Regions from separate parts of the Homo sapiens genome. Here region 1 is linked to region 2. Evidence: read pairs that join two places in POLR2A ChIA-PET (ENCODE). Cell type or tissue: MCF 10A. All regions are shown on one strand. Links, peaks and the distances in the headings refer to the core of each region. The heading gives the core; the rest is flanking DNA.

Region 1 (8,337 bases), core at 189-8,188, 75 kb before region 2:
CTATAATTCAAACCCTGGAAAAGAGGTAGGACATAGAAGGACATGAGATAAAGAACGTGGTTTATTTAGGGGAGGGGATGGTAAATTCTAAGGGACTGAAAAAGGCAGAATTAAGCATGATCTTTTATTAAACAGCCTGACTGGAGTGGCAAAATCAGGTTGTGAGATGTGTCCGGTTGATGGAGGGCTTGAATGTTATGGTTGAGGAGATCAGGCTCTGACAGGAAGCCACTATAGTCTCTCCAGGTAATGTTCTAAAAATAGTACTAATTCCTAGAAAACAAGATAGAATGTAGGGGAAGAGCCTAGAAGCAGATATTTCAGTTAAAAGGCATTGAGGCTTATCTAAGAATGCACAGGGTGAGGTTCTGGACCAGGGTGATAAGCATGACTGGAGGAGGAAAGCAACTGCCAAAGAAAAAATAGGAAGCCTTGAAATAATTAGATACGGGGATCAAAAGAGAGAGGAGGCAAAGATGTCTCTAGGATCTTGAGGTTGCCTCTACTGGCTAACATTTTACTTAAATGAGATAAGGCAGTAGTTGTTAGACAGTAGAAAATGAAGGGACTTTAGGAGCTGGCCTCACCCTTTGTATTTGAAGGTTTCCAAACCATCATTTGTGAAAGCGAGAGTGAGAAAGAAGGGGTCAAGACTCCTGAGTATTACAAGGGCATTTCCTGGGTAGCAGAGCTCCACCTAGTACAGCTGTTTGTGATTAGAACCACCTGAAGGATTAACAGCTCAAAAGGACTGACACTAAAGCAGAACAAGAGCTGCAAATAAGCCTTCTGGGGTCAGAATATAAAACGTTGAAGTCGTTTAACAGCTCTTTCATTAGTGTGGATTTTGTTGCCTATTTTACCTTAATGATTGGATTGAGTATCATGTTATATAATATTTCACAAGCAGTAATTCAATGTTCAAGTACTTTGAAGTATTTAGAAGTACTGCCTATTCTCCTCAATACTGGAAAGATCCTCATAGATTAGGAAAAGCCCGAACTAAGCAACCTAAATTCTCTTCCCACTAACCTGCTTAACTGTTCTAGGTTCCAATTTATTTAAAGAAGTGAGAGTTGGATGTTTTACCAATGTGGGATTTTCAGCACCTTGTCTTCCTTGGCTGAGGGGAGCCTCTGAAGGGATACTTGTTATTGGTCCTGCAAATGAACTGCTCCAGCTAGGTACAGGCTAAAAAAATGATTTACTCTCCTATGTTCTCCCTCTGATTCCCATGGCACAGTAGGAATTGCTCTAGGTCCCTTGTTCCTGATGAGCCCTAAATGCCTTTTGTCCCACATGTTGCTGACATTCTCAGTTTGTTCTCTTCCACACTCCGTTTCTCCATTCTCTGACCCACCCTACTAACCGCATTCCCCAGGCTCCCTTGCCAATGGGAAACATCAGCTGGAGACGAGAAGGTGGGAGTTGAAGAGGGGCTGGAGTATTCACGCCTGGCACACCTGTCCTGCTATGGCATAGTGTGGCAATAGCCGCATCCCTCTACATCCACAGCCCTTGCTGGCGGCCCCTTTCATGGCTCTAGCTCTCAGTAGACTGTGGTAACATTGGTTCTGTCCTTCGTGTCTTCATGCATGGAGGTGATAAGGGCTCCCTCTGGGGCTAGTTCTTGGTGCTTCACCATCCCTTGTTGATTCCCAGACCCCTGTTCACACCAATGTAAATAGTCCCTTTATTAAATTCTCTTCCAAAACCCCAGCTAATGGTCTTCTCTTTCCTACCAAAACCCATTCTTTGAGGAGTGTACAGTGATGAAGGCAAGCTGGTATAATCAGATGTCCCACATGAACATATAACATCATGGAGCTTTATTTTACATGGGTACATTTTTTTTCCTAAGGGTTTAGGTATGTAACTTTATGCCTGAAACTTTTATTAAGAAGGAATATTTTTAAATGGTATGAGACATCATAAAACAACTTAGTTTTTGAAGGGAAGCTATAAGTCAAATTCATTTTTATTTTAAGAATTTGCAAATTATAGACTTGAATAAGCGTATCAAACATTCCTAAACAGGCTAAACACTGTTACAACTATATAGAAAAAGGGATTTATTATAGGGCTAAGACCTTACACAGTTTTACCAATGGAAGGGACTATGCAAGGCTGCTGTCTCTGCATTAGGTGTTGAGCCAGAAGTTGTTCTAAGTCAGCCAGACCAAGTGGGAAGAAAAGTAAAGATGAACTTAAAACTCCTGAGAATGAGCTGGAACTGTGAGGATGAACTGGAATCCACATCAGTCTCAGACTGTCTCTACCTTTGATGCTGCAGGTCACTTGCAGAAGAAGTTGGCACCTTTTGCCATAGAATAGCCCATGCTTTTGGCCTAGGATTAGGTGAAGCTGAAGGAATTCTGGTACCAGAAGTGTGGGCCCAAGTGCTGCCTTATGTAGACAACGTGAGCAGCTTGTCACCACAGTGTGTACAGGATGCCTGGCATCCTACATTGACTTTCTTTTTCTTTTTCTTTTTTGAGACAGAGTCTCACTCTGTTGCCCAGGCTGGAGTGCAATGGCACAATCTTGGCTCACTGCAACCTCCACCTCCCGGGTTCAAGCGATTCTCCTGCCTCAGCCTCCCGAGTAAATGGGATTACAGGCACCCGCCATCATGCCCGGCTAATTTTTGTATTTTTGTAGAGATGGGGTTTCACCATGTTGGCCAGGCTGGTCTGGAACACCTGACCTCGGATGATCCACTCACCTCGGCCTCCCAAAGTGCTGGATTACAGGCATGAGCCACCGCGTCTGGCCTCCTACATTGACTTTCACAGTATAAAACAATAGGGCTGCAACCCCCCTTCTAATTTATAAACCTTCTACATATTTCTCCTATGGTCACTGCTAACTCAGAAGCATAAAGATATGGGAATTCTGGAAAACATTTTTCTAGGACAGCAAATTTGTTCATTCTTCTTTTAGCTGAGTCGTACTCCCCATTGATATCCTGTAACTTATACTGAGATATAAAAGTAATGACTATTATATCAGAAGTAGGGGAATGGGAGAAGGGAAGAAACATTTACTACATATATAGATACACTCATACCAAAATTAGGTAGAAAAATACTCATAACTATTATTGTCCTTGTTTCTGCAGCCATTATGTGGTTTGGTTTTTTGACTATATCTATTTTATATTCTCTTTTCCCTCGACAATGTTTAATCTTGTCCTAGATCTTTGCTTATTGGGGTGACCCAATCCCTTCACATTCCTGAAGGATCTGAGCCACTTGCTGCCCTACCTAAATTGGGTTTTGGAATTTCCTATGAATATTAATCTCAGGATATATCTATTACTTTCCTTGCGGTGCTATACAAATTACCACAAACTGGGTGGCTTAACACAACAGAAACTTATTCTCTCACCGTTTAGGAGGATATATGTTTGAAATAAAAATGTCAATAGGGTTGGTTCTTTCTTGGGGGCTCAGAGGGAAAAAAAATCTGTTCTCCCTCTCTCCTGGTGTCTAGCGGATGCCGATAATCCTCGGCATTCCTTGGCTTGTGGTAGCATAAATCCACTCTGCCTCTGCTGTCACATGGACATCTTCCATCTTCCTTCTGTGTCTCTTCGTCTCCTCTTTTCTTTTTTCTTATTTTCTTATTTTGAGACAGAGTCTCACTCTGTCACCCAGGCTGGAGTGCAGTGGAACAATCTCAGCTCACTGCAACCTCCATCTCCTGAGTTCAAGCGATTCTCATGCCTCAGCCTCTCAAGTAGCTGGGACCATAGGTGTACGCCACCATATCTGGCTGATTTTTGTATTTATAATATAGATGGGGTTTCATCATGTTGGCCAGGCTGGTCTCAAACTCCTGGCCTCAAGTGATCCACCTGCCTCAGCCTCCCAATGTGCTGGGATTACAAGCTTGAGCCACCGCGCCTGGCCTCTTCTCTTCTTATAAAGATATCAGTCATATTGGATTAGGTCCCACCCTAATTGCATATGACCTCATCTTGATTATATCAGCAAAGACCCTATTTCCATATAAGGTTATATTCACAGGTACCAGGGGTTAGGACTTCAACATATCTCTTTGGAAAAAAATAGTTCAATCCATAACAATATGGAATACAAAAATATGCTACAGGAAATCTGCATTTCTGACATACTCTTCCTTCTCTCCATTCTGTAGTTGTGAATGACCTAATTCCACTGGATAGACAGGATCAATCATCCTAGTCAGTAGAATAACCCCCTCTTTTGCCTGATGATTAACTTGCATGAGGAATACAAAGTCACCAAGCTGTAGTCGCAACTTCTAATTTAATGGAACATTTTCTGTGTTCTTGGTAGAAACATCCCTCCCTTGGGAATTAAGAACCCTAGATTAGCACAGTATAAAGTTATGAAGTCAGGAAGCAAATTTTTGCCAGTGAATCACCAAAGATAAGATGAGCCATTCCTATTTCCAACCCTTGATTCCCCAAGTTCTGGCTAAGGGAGAAATAGCACAATCTGGCTTAGACTATATACTGCATCCTGGAGGATATTCCTCCAGCCCTACAAGGTGCTGCCATGCAGCTATTGTCATAACCGAGTCTTCAGTGGCCATTCAATCATTCTTTCAGGCCACTTGCTTCAGGGTGATGGGAAACATGATAAGACCAATGAATTCCAAGACCATGAGCACATTAGCATATGTTATGTGCTATAAAACAAATTTCTTGGTCAGAAGCAATGCTGTGCTGAATACCATGAAGGTGAGTAAGGCATTTCGTAAGTCTACAGATGGCAGTTTTGATAAAAGCACTGTAGGCAGGGAAGGCAAATCCCTATCCAGGGTGAGTATCTATTCCACTGGGAACAAAGAGCTGCCACTTCTATAATGGAAGTGGTCCAGCATAATCAATCTGCCACCAGGTGGCTAGCTGGTTTTCTCCATCTTCACACCTGGCCTGGGAATGGTGCCATATCAGGGGTTCACTGTTGGACTTTGCTGTTGGGAGATTGAGCATTCAACAGCAGCTATAGCTGGATCAGCCTTGGTAGAAGAAAATCCATATTGTGAGCCCATACAGAAACTTCATTCCTATCATGGTTCAGCACTCACTAGGCAAGGCAAAGAATGGCTGTTGGAAAAGGCTGACTGACACCCACAGAACAGGTCAGCTTGTCCACCTGATTATTACAATACTCTTTTTCTGAGCTTGCTTTTCAGGGAGCATTGACATGAGACAGAAATATCTTCACACTCTGTGTGAACGCCATTTAGTCACATACTAGATTCCCAGACCTCTTTGGTCAGAAATTTTCTGATCATGTTTCTTTTCAGTCCCTGACTATGCACCTAAACCATTAGCTATTGCTCATGATGAATGTGGACCTCTAGCCATCCCTTTTTCTGGATGAAATGGGCAAACAGACGTACTGCTCAAAGTTCTGCCCACTGGGAGGAAGATTTTCTTTAAATACTATCCTTCAGAGCCACCCTGGGATAGGGCTGTAGTGCTGCAGTCATCTACTTTTGGGTGTTGGTGGCAAATCATGCCGAATTTTCTAATTTTTTTTCGTCTTTGGTCAACTAGCCACAGACAATCCTCATGAAGCTTTAGATGCAGGTTAAGAGGAACGAGGCTATGCTGCAGCCATAGACATCTGGGCTACTTGTTCATGCAACTTCCTTGTGTCTTCAGCACCACCGGTGACTAAGGAGTCTTGTCTTGAGCTAGGGAATGGGGACATCTGGGGAATGTCAGGAGTTTTTAAGGCTGAGTTTCTAAGGTTACCAATTCTAGCTACTTGCCTCCTAGAAGGGGCAAGGAATGTGTTAGCCACTGCCCTACCCTACTCCTAAAGCCCTGCTATTATGTAGAACTGCCCCCCCCCCACCCCCCGCCCACCACCAACACCAACACACCAACAACATAACTCTGCCACTTTGCGCTCCTCCCCATCCATGCTTCAGTCATTGGGAGTAGACGTCTACTGGAGCAACTAGCGGAAGAACTTCTCAGCCACCCTTTGTCAGAGTAAAGGTATTGTCGGTGAGGCGTTCCAGTGGTCTCATTGTGTAACTGTATAGATTCTGACATGCTCTGCTCCCTTTCTCCCTCCTAAGGGAAGTTGGGGCCATATCATGGTGAAATCTCTTAGTGTTAGTTTGTCCTTCAGATGTAGTAACACCGTCATTTGCCCTTTCCAGCATATGTCATTTGGAATCATGATTTCTTCTATCTGCTGCAAATTCTGTCTCAGTTTTACATGCATCAGGCCTGTAGGAGACCCTTGGGTCTGGCCAGTGGCTGGAGCTGTTGGCTGAATGGACAGTGAATGACCACTGAATGGAAAGTCAGTGCTGTTTTTCTTTGGCATCTTAGAAGCTTATACTGAGTTTGGTAGGACTCACTGCCAAAGTATTGCCTGGTCTGGAGAAGGTAGAGACAAGGGAGAGTTGGGATTTCTACTATTTCCTACTAGCATCATTTGTCTGCCATAAGATGCCAAAATGCAGGGCCCCAGATTTGCAAGGTATGGAATTAGAGCACAAGGCTATTGAGGCAGGTCTGCATGTGAGATGGCCCCACCATTGGGTCACTATCAGGACCTGCTCTAAAGAGTCTATGGATTGTAGGAGAGTCACTATCATACAGTTCATGGACCCTGAAACCTTCCTGCCCAATCTCCATTCTCCTTAGATCTGCTAAGTTAGTCTCCATCTGTATTGCACAGTTTTCTGTGAAAAACCTTTAAAAGGGACTGGTACTTCCAGCCGACAACATAAACATGATGGTTATATTTGGGTGTGATCCTTAATTTAAAAAAATTTTAAGCTTGTTAGCATCCTCCAAATTGTCTGCAATTAAAACATACTACTTTTGTAAGTTCTCCAGGAAGATAGAGTTTAAGTAACAATCAGCTTCTTGGCATCAAACACTGGTGGCCCATTTTTCATGAGGAGACTAGGAAATGGTACTCCATATTCATTGCTTCCACCCACTCTAAGTTCTGATTTCTCCCCTAAGCCCTTGATTGGTGTATAGCAAACCTAGTTTGTTTTATCATAGGATGGTTGTTTCCATATTAAATTCTAGTTTCTGTTATCCTGTATGTTTTAGAACCAAGGTGACTTTAAAAGCAGAGCAAGCTAAGCCTAAGTAATACAATCCTAGGAAAAATAGGGATGGCTTACTTCCTAATTCCATTCACTTTGATTAAACATCTTGACCATATCTCTACCTCCAGCATTATTAGCAGAAAAAAAAAAGACTTGAGACGTAATGAGAGGGACTAACTAAAAATCTTATAGACTGAAGTTGTCACAACAGTTTTTTTTAAAGAGAACTAGCTTAAAGGTATATTTCTTCTATTTTTAAAGCTTATGGAAAAATTCTTGTTGCATATGTGTTATGGCAAAACAAAATGCAGGCATGGAAAAACAACTGACTTTAAAAATAGCAAAATACTTGACAGCCCAGCTTGAAGTCATTAAAAGTAGTACAGCCGGGGTCAGTTTATAGGTTTCTGTTTTTAATATGCATAAATAGTCTAGCACTTGGATGGAACAGACATGCAGCTGCCTCATCAGACTGATTAACTTTTCAATGGCCTCCCAGATACCCAAAAGTTGCTGGCACTGTCAGGGCAGTGCTAGGAGTCATGATAAGCCTGAAAAGTGAGATGTCTTCTACCTTCCTATATGAAGGAAAACCCAGAACTTCCGATAATGTCTTTTTTCTACTTAGAGCTGAAAGTCTTTTGAGTTCTGCTAATGAAAAAGAAACGCCCACTCCCACCTCAAGAACATCATTAGTATGATAACACTTCCACTGCCCAGACTGACGGGGCCAGAGGGCCACACTGCTAACCCCTGAAATTAAAAAAAAAAAAACAAGGTAGGCCCCCTATCTTAAATCACATAGAATGGTAGCAGTGTTTCATGTCCTTTCTAGGTGATGGAGTCACGGTCTCATAATACAGCACCAACCATTAATTCCATAAACATACAGCATGTCATGAAGTCCAGGGTCTGATGTTGTGGACAAGTGCAAGATTTCTAGAGAAAATATACATTGTCTTGCTTATGAAATAAGATTATGCATTTAAAATTTCAAAAATATTCGATCTCAAAGAATAAAAGAGTTAAGAGAAAGCCTATGATTAAAAGCCAAGTGACTGATAGGGAATTTCAGGAGAAAAAAAAACAGAATAAATCAGAGTAGTCAGGGATGGCATAATAGAATTGGGACTTAACACAAAACACTTATTTAACACTTTCTATGAAATATGCCTTCTGAGAACTCACTGGTGAAATCAAACCCAGATCCTGGCCTCTTGATACTTGTATGCTTTTTGGGTGTACAGTTGCTCA
Region 2 (8,337 bases), core at 95-8,094:
CTGTTAAGACTCAGACTATGCACTGATGTTCAGTCCTTAGTAATTGGTGGCAACCTGGTGGAGAGGGAAGACCACAGGCTGTGGAGTTGGACCTGGGTTTGAAGATTGGCTTTGCATGCCTAGCAGGATGTAAGCTTGGCCCACTGACTTCACTTCTGAGCCTTGTTCTCCATGTCTGTCAAGTGCAGGGGAAGGGTTAGTGAAATCTATCTTATATTTTTATGGACACTAATGAGATTGGGAATGAAAACGAGATGCCCATAAGCATCAGTGCATCATAGGTACTTGGCCAGTGGTTCTCAAAGTGTGGTTCTCAGACCAGCTGTATCAAGATTGCCTGGGAATTTATAAAGGAATGGAGATTCTCCAGGCCCAGCAATCAGCATACTAAAGCTTGAGAACTGTGTTAGACTTTCTGGGATCTAACGAAGAAGGCAGGACAGATTTTGTTAGATGTATTACACAAGGGGCAGGCACCTGTGCACAAAAAGACCCCACAAAAACACAGAAAAAAAACACAGAAGAGGTGCTTTTTGTTTTGCTCTCTGTGTGATAAGCTAATCTGATAAGTGAGAAGTCCTGTTCTTTCTATAACTGGGTAGGTAAGTCTAATTTGGAGGTCAAGTATTGAAGCTCATTGTAGCCACATGTCTAGGCCACCTCCTCCAATTTAGCTTCTATCAATAATAAAGTTAATATTTTGATCTATTTGTTTGATTCTTGCATTGCATCTACTTTTCAATTTGTTCTGGTACGGGAGAGAAAAGGAGTTCTTTTAAAAATTATACTCTGTGGCTGGGCACAGTGGCTCACGCCTGTAATCCCAGCACTTTGGGAGGCCGAGGTGGGCGGATCATGGGGTCAGGAGATCAAGACCATCCTGGCTAACACGGTGAAACCCCGTCTCCACTAAAAATACAAAAAAATTAACCAAGTGTGGTGGTGGGCACCTGTAGTCCCAGCTATTCGGGAGGCTGAGGCAGGAGAATGGCATGAACCCGGGAGGCAGAGCTTGCAGTGAACCGAGATCGTGCCACTGCACTCCAGCCTGGGGGACAGAGCGAGACTCCATCTCAAAAAAAAAAAAAGAAAAAAAAGCAATTATATCTGTGATAGCCTCCAAAATTACCCCCTAATAATCCCAATTCAGGTATTCCCACCCTCCCTTGTGGTTCCAGAGTTAGTTTGTGTGACCAGTGCAATATGTCATTAGACATTAGGTCTCTCTGTCTCTTATAGATCACTCATTCTGGGGGCAGCCCTCTGGCATGTAATGAGCAGTCCTATGGAGAGGCCCATGTGACAGTAGCCATGCGAGTGACACTGGAAGTGAAACCTGCAGCTCCAGTCAAGCCTTTAGAAGACTGCAGCCCTGGCTGACAGCTTGACAGCAAACTCATGAGAGACTCTCAGCTTGAACAACTCAGCTAAACTGTTCCTGGGTTCCTGGTCCTCAAAAACTGTACGAGATGAAAAAAAAGTTTGTTTTTTTAAGCTGCCAAGTTTTGGGATAATTTGTTATTCTAATATATTTTTTAATACCTGGAAGTAAGGTGCTACCATAATAAATACCTAAAATGTAGGCACAGCTAGGAAACTAGACAGTGGAGGTAGCTGGAAAGAATTTAAGAAGCATAGCAGTGAAAGTCTCAGGAGCCTTGAACAAAACATTAGAAAAACTTTGGACTTTGACCAGGCTGCTGGTGGAGGTTTAAAAGAAAGTGAGAAAAATCTTGTTGAAAACAGAACAGGGAATCCTTACTATGGAGTGGCATAAATCTTAGCAATATTGTTGTCTGCAATAATGTGGGTGGTGGGAATGTACCTGGTAAACTGGGTGATCTAATTTGCTATTCATAAAGACATAAAGATTCTCAGCTTTTACAGATGGTGAAAAATGCTAAATTAAGAAATGGCTGAAGGACAGAGGTCAAATCCTGGGCACCATCATGAAAACATAATCCAAAGATGAAGCTGAGATGTGACTATAAATCCTTTGTTATGACCTCAGAAAGATCAAAAGTGGTGCCTCAGAGTACCAGTTTGGTCACACAAAGGCCCTCTAAAGTTTTTAAGGCTGTGACTCACAGATTCTTTCAAAAACAGGGCTCCTGAGAAGCTTAAGAGCATAGTTTTTCAGCAGAATCACAAGGTGGGAAAGGGATTATCTCAAAAAGATTTTTGGGCGTGACTTTTGTCTAATGGAATGGACCCCCAAAAATTCATAGGTGATTCACAAATTTTTTAAAAGAATTATATTAGTAGAAACATTGCCAACTAGAACTCAAAGGGATAGAGACAGTATGAAATGAAAAAAGGCCTTGGTACTCACTTTGCCCCTGTTTCACTGCAGGTTAAGAAAAAATTTCAGCTGCATACATGTACTAACTTTCATGAAAAAGAAAGAATAGCTAAGCATGGTGACTCACTCCTGTAACCCCAGCACTTTGGGAGGACAAGGTGGGAAGACCACTTGAGCCCAGGAGTTTGAATCAGCCTGGGCAACATAGCAAGACTCTGTCTCTTTTTAAAAAAGGATGACTCTGAAGGGGAAGCTAAAAGCCTCAGAGAATAACTCATGCGTAGAAATAGGACTAAATCCTAAGGCGATTCCAACATTTGCCTGGCTGGATTTCAGAGCTGCTATGGGGACATAGTAGTGTGTCCAGTACCTTTCCTTTTTGAATATTAATGCATATAGTGTTTATTCCTGTTCCACCATTGTGTGTTTGGGGTGTGTGTGTGTGTGTGTGTGTGTCTATGTGTGTGCGTGTTAGTTTCAGATTGAGAGGAATTATACCCAAGGAGCTAGAGTTAAGAAATTATACCTAAGGAACCTCTTGTGTACCTGGTCCTGATTTAAATGACAAGACTCTAGACTTTGAGTTGATGCTGTAATGAGACAAGAATTTTAGAAATGTTGAGATGGAGTGGACGTGTTTTGCATGTTGGAGGGACTTGATTCACTGGAGCCTAGAAGGCAGACTATGGTAGCCAGCCCTCAAGATTGTCTCCTCCTGGTATTCATACCCTTGTATAATTCCCCTCCCACATTGTACCAGAATTTATCTGTGTGACAGAATATGGCAGAAGTAATGATATGTCACTTCTGAGATTAGGTTATAAAAGACATTGTGGCTACCATCTCTCATCACTCACTCAAAGGGAAGCCAACCACCATGCAATGAGAATCTCAGGTAATGAGGACCTGAGACCTGTTGTCAATCACGTGAATAAGCTTGGGAGGAGATTCTCCAGCCCCAGTCAAGCCTCAGAAGACTTCAGCCCTAGGTGACAGCTTGATGATAATCTCGGGAGGCAGAACCACCCAACTAAGCCACTCCTGGATTCCTGACCCTGACCCTGACCCTAGAAACAGTGTGAGGTAATAAACGTTGTTTTAAGCTCTTAAATTTGGGGGTAAATTTTTAGGCAGCCATCAATAATTAATACACACCTCTAATGTATTTGTACTTACACCACATACCATGGGATCTCACAAAAGAGCAATTTTAAAGCTTGCTTGGATAGCCGATATCTTTATTTTCAGAACATATTCTTCATGCATAAAGAAGCAAAGACTCTTTCCTTCAGTATAATCCTTTTGATAGAAGCGAAAACTTAAGTCTGGCAGTTTTCCTAATATATGTTTTTCACACTTTTCCTTTATTTTAGGCAATTCTAAATAGACAAAATCAACTTGAGAGTGTTCTTGGATTTAATTTAGAAACAACCCCAGTTAAGCTTTTCATAAAACTTTTAAATTGGGCTGGCTTTTATTTTAGGAATATGAATGTTCTTGGAATTCTTCCAGATCTCTAAGCAATAATCTTTTACGCAATCCCCTTTATTTTGTTATGAAAAAAGAGCCTAGGTAGTTCTTTTAAGGTTTACTTTTTTGTAAAGGTATCTTTAAAACATCCAGATGCCTCTAGACATTCAAGATAGAACGAGGCACTCACAACTTCTATCTGCCTATGTTTCATCTATTTTTCTATGCTGTTGTGTGAATTTTGACGTTTTATTTTGTCAAGAATAGTGGTGAAAAACCAATGAATTTTTAAGTGATTGAGCTCTAACATTTCCTACATTCTCCTTCCAGAAAGTAAATACACAGTAATTATCATTCATTATTACCTTCTCCATCTGACAACTGCCTTTCACCCCTCAAATTATTGTGCATTTCACATTCTTTTTTCTACCTAGGACTAATTTGTCCAATCAACCGGACATCTGTTTTTCTTCCCCTTTTTTGAAAACAGGCTGCTTCTATGTTTTCAGGGCCTTCCTTTCTAGAACATGTAAGAACTTGTTCTCAGACTACTTGTAAGCAAGACACTCTCTGAGGTTACAAGTCTGGAAGCACTTTCTGAGAACAATTAAAAGATCTGTCTGCCTGTTAGGGCGTTCCATGGGAATGTTACACTCTTTGGAAGAAAGCTTTGTGTAAGCAACAGTCACTTCTACATAGACAATACAAATGTCACTTCATTTATTAACATTACGTGTCTAGATGATTGACTGCCCTTGGAAAAATATATATGGAATGAGGCAAGCTTATTAAAACCTAAATAACTCTGAAGATCTCTTACTTGGTCTGTAAACTTTCTACTCTTATAGCTCATGCATTTTCACAGGAAACAAAAGCCCTTAAAGGCCAAATTTCCACAACAAAACAGTGAATCTTTTCAGGATATAATCCTTCAATTCTTTCCTAAGTACGTTTAGATAATTTTTTTTTCTTTTTTTTTTTGTTTTTGAGATGGAGTTTCACTCTTGTTGCCCAGGCTGGAGTGCAATGGTGCGATCTTGGCTCACTGCAACCTCTGCCTCCCGGGTTCAAGCAATTCTCCTGCCTCAGCCTCCCAAGTAGCTGGAATTACAGGCATGTGCCACCACACCTGCCTAATTTTTGTATTTTTAGTAGAGACGGGTTTTCACCATGTTGGCCAGGCTGGTTTTGAACTCTGGAACTCAGGTGATCTGCCCGCCTTGGCCTCCCAAAGTGCTGGGATTACAGGGGTGAGCCACCGTGCCCAGCCCTTTTAGATAATTTTTAAATCAGGAAATATATGATGGTGATGACCACATGTGACACCCCAGCCATGAATAAGTTCTTGGCCTTTCTTTTGACTTTAGCCTCATTCTTCCCCTTATTTTCTTTTTCCTACTTTCTTCACCTACTTCTCTGTTTCTCCGTTTCCCTTTTCTGAATCACGCCATGATGCCGTAAAGGAATCTCCTTGGGATCTGGTGCTGGATGCAGTCTAGGGGGTGCCCTTTGTCAGAAGAGGCTGAGTGGAAAGGAAAGTGGCCATAAGCAAGCTGGTCAGTTCCCAGGCAACCAGGGAGGAAAGACAGGGTAGGAATCTGAGGAGCCTCACCAGGGAAGCCCCAGGCCGTGGGTCCCAGCCTTTTGCCTTGAGCCTCAGGAGAGCTCCCATGAGGAGAGCTAGATCCAAGGCTCCACTTTCCTTTCAGTGCTGTGTTTTTAAACTCTCCTCATGTCTGATTAAATGTATATGGGCAGCTATATTGGAGAGGAACTAAAGGGCTCTAGGAGTTTCTCACCAGGTTCCTTTTGTATCTCTTTTCACTAGCAGAGGTGTCTGCTATGGGTAGGATTCCCTCTGGGGTTCCCTTTGACCAAGCTTCTGCAGCCAGAAGCACTGAGGAGGGCACTGGGGTGATGGGACTGACCCTGAGGCCCTGATCACAGGACTCCTAAGTAGGAGTTCCTCTGAGGAGATATGCTAGGACCTGGTTTATCAAACCAGCAATGGGATATCTGGAAAAGCCGCTGGGGGGCTGCCAGGACTGCTTCTCAACATACTGTGTGTTAACCTGCATTAACACTGCACGAAGCAGGAACTTAGAGTTTTCTGAGCTTGGCTCAGTTTGTGTGTAACAACCAGGCTGAGGTTTCAGGGGTGGCTCCATTTGGGGTTTAACCTGCAGACCAGAGGAGGGAACAATGAAAGACTAGTTGTGTTTCTGTGTTTCTGTGGTCTGGAAGAGGAGGTGAAGAGAGCGTAGGACAAATCACTGAGTGTTCATGTCAAAATATCTGCAGACTGCTCAGCTTGGTTGCTGTTGAGCTCCCTAGTTCAGCAGCAGCAGGTCGAGGACCAACACTTATCCTCGGATAATAATGACTACTATTTATTCAGTCCTCCCATGTGCTAGATGACATATTAGGTGCTTTATGTGTACAACCTTAGCAATCCTTTAAGAGAGGTGATATTCCCATTTGTCAAATTTTAGAAAGCTAGTTAGACAGTCCAGAGAAGATTAGTGGTTTGTTCAATGTTAGGCTTCCAATAAGTGGCCAAAATTTTAACTTTGGTACACAGTTATCTTTGCTAAGACATCATATGCATTCCTAAAAAAAAAAAAAAACACTCTTCAGTTAGCAATATAGTATACTTAAAATAATAGGGCTTATGAGAAAAATGGGGTTGGTGTTAGAATTAGGAAGTAAAAAACCTGAGAGTGTAATACAAATAGAAATACTAGCATGGCTGAATCTCTGTAAACATTTGCCTTTAGCATCACAGACAGCCCTTTGCAGCCTTATATCCTGGGGCTCAGGCTTCTTGTAGGTCCTTGGGGCATTCACTGCCAATAGAGAACATAGGCATCGACATTAGAATTCTGATCTAGGGTTTCAATACAGAGGGATGTCTCTTCAAAGCATCTTCAACTGCACTCACAGCTTCACCAGATAGTTTAATATAATAGAAAACTTAGTGGCTGGTTTAATGGCTTCAAGAATCACTACCTCATTGAAGGTCTTCACTGTATGGAATATACAGGTTTTTCCCTAACGTACTCATATATTTCTTAGATTTTCTTCCTCCCAGTAAAAAAATTTACCCTGATCACCTCAAATGATGGGTTGGCAAAAATCGCATATTCACCACCACAACTTCTGCATCATGATCTTCAGTACCCAGTTTACCTGTCACTTATGAGATACTGTTGCATGAAAGGAAAGAAATGCTGCTTCAGATAGAACCAGACTGTTTCAGAGCCCATGTGATTTCTTTTGTGTTCTAAAGAGTCCTCATTGGCCTTGAGGGAAGTTTAGACAGGCTGGAGCGTTGATAACTGATAGACTATTTTTTCTCCCCACGCAACCACCATGGCATGATGCTACTCAACAAAATGTACAGTGGTTTTTTTCATTTCATGTAATACCGAGACTATGTTAAGATTTTGTGATAGTCAGGCCGGGCGTGGTGGCTCACGCCTCTAATCCCAGCACTTTGGGAGGCTGAGGTGGGCGGATCACGAGGTCAGGAGATCGAGACCATCCTGGCAAACACTGTGAAACCCCGTCTCTACTAAAAATACAAAAAAATTAGCCGGGTGTGGTGGTGGCCGCCTGTAGTCCCAGCTACTTGGGAGGCTGAGGCAAGAGAATGGCATGAACCCGGGGGGCAGAGCTTGCAGGGAGCAGAGATAGCGCCACTGCACTCCAGTCTGGGCAACAGAGCGAGACTCCATCTCAAAAAAAAAAAAAAAGATTTTGTGATAGTCTCAAATGCTTTTTACAGCTGGTTTGTTCAAATTAGGATCCAAATATGGCCTAAATATTACATTTGATTATTATATCTGCTATGTATTTTATTCTATACCCTTCTGCTGTTTTTTAATACAGTTGATTTGTTGGAGAAGTCCATTCTTCATACCACAGAGTATTCCATATTTGAATTTGGCTGATTGCTTTCTCATGATGGTTTTAAAAAGTAGTTCCTTTATTCCTCATATTTCCTATAAACTTATTGTTAGATCTCGAAACATGTTCAATTTGGTATGAATACTTTGTAAGTGGAGCTTTATAGTTCCTATGGCATTGTATCTTGAAATACAATGTCAAGGCCTATCTAATTTGAGTGATGCTAAAATTGATCAGTGTATTAGGAAGTGGCAGCTGGATCCCTCCTTTACAATATTTATCAACCATTGATTATCCTAGATCCATAGTATCTCACTAAAATTGAAAGATAGTGATTTTCTAAGCCTATCATTTCTTCTGCATTTGTTAGCTGGAATTCTGTGAAGCACATGACCTCAAGTCTTTGGATAAATGGAAACGCAGCTTATGCCGGAAAGGTAAAATCTTGATTCTTTTCTTTTATTAATTTTGAGAGTAGGCCAGGAACAGTGGCTCCCACCTGTAATCCCAGCACTTTGGGAGGCCAAGGCAGGTGGATCACTTGAGGTCAGGAGTTTGAGACCAGCCTGGCCAACATGGTGAAACCCCATCTCTACTAAAAACACAAAATTAGCTGGGTGTGGTGGCGTGCACCTGTAATCCCAGCTACTCAGGAG

Evidence for each region. Peaks named below come from ENCODE experiments on the same cell type or tissue, not always from the same donor. Only the 100,000 strongest peaks of a DNase experiment are listed, where the experiment ranks them.
Region 1: POLR2A ChIA-PET joins it to region 2 with 10 read pairs; 2 of 35 experiments call an interaction of 5 or more read pairs at or near these places.

Annotation. Positions count from the first base shown.
Region 1 is chr5:54,325,467-54,333,803 of GRCh38, forward strand. All of the region lies in intron 1 of LINC01033 (long intergenic non-protein coding RNA 1033), which reads left to right. Among named protein-coding and RNA genes, the nearest start is that of LINC01033, 8.7 kb to the left of the region's middle. RefSeq lists an enhancer at 305-449 and a cis regulatory region at 369-386. In MCF 10A, for the core only: no CTCF peak of the experiment used is centred there; a DNase peak (open chromatin) is centred at 4,705.
Region 2 is chr5:54,400,404-54,408,740 of GRCh38, forward strand. It overlaps LINC01033 (long intergenic non-protein coding RNA 1033), which reads left to right. Exons shown (of 5, transcript NR_126379.1): 2 at 1,240-1,462; 3 at 3,120-3,385; 4 at 8,052-8,118. Among named protein-coding and RNA genes, the nearest start is that of HSPB3, 51 kb to the right of the region's middle. In MCF 10A, for the core only: no CTCF peak of the experiment used is centred there; a DNase peak (open chromatin) is centred at 4,348.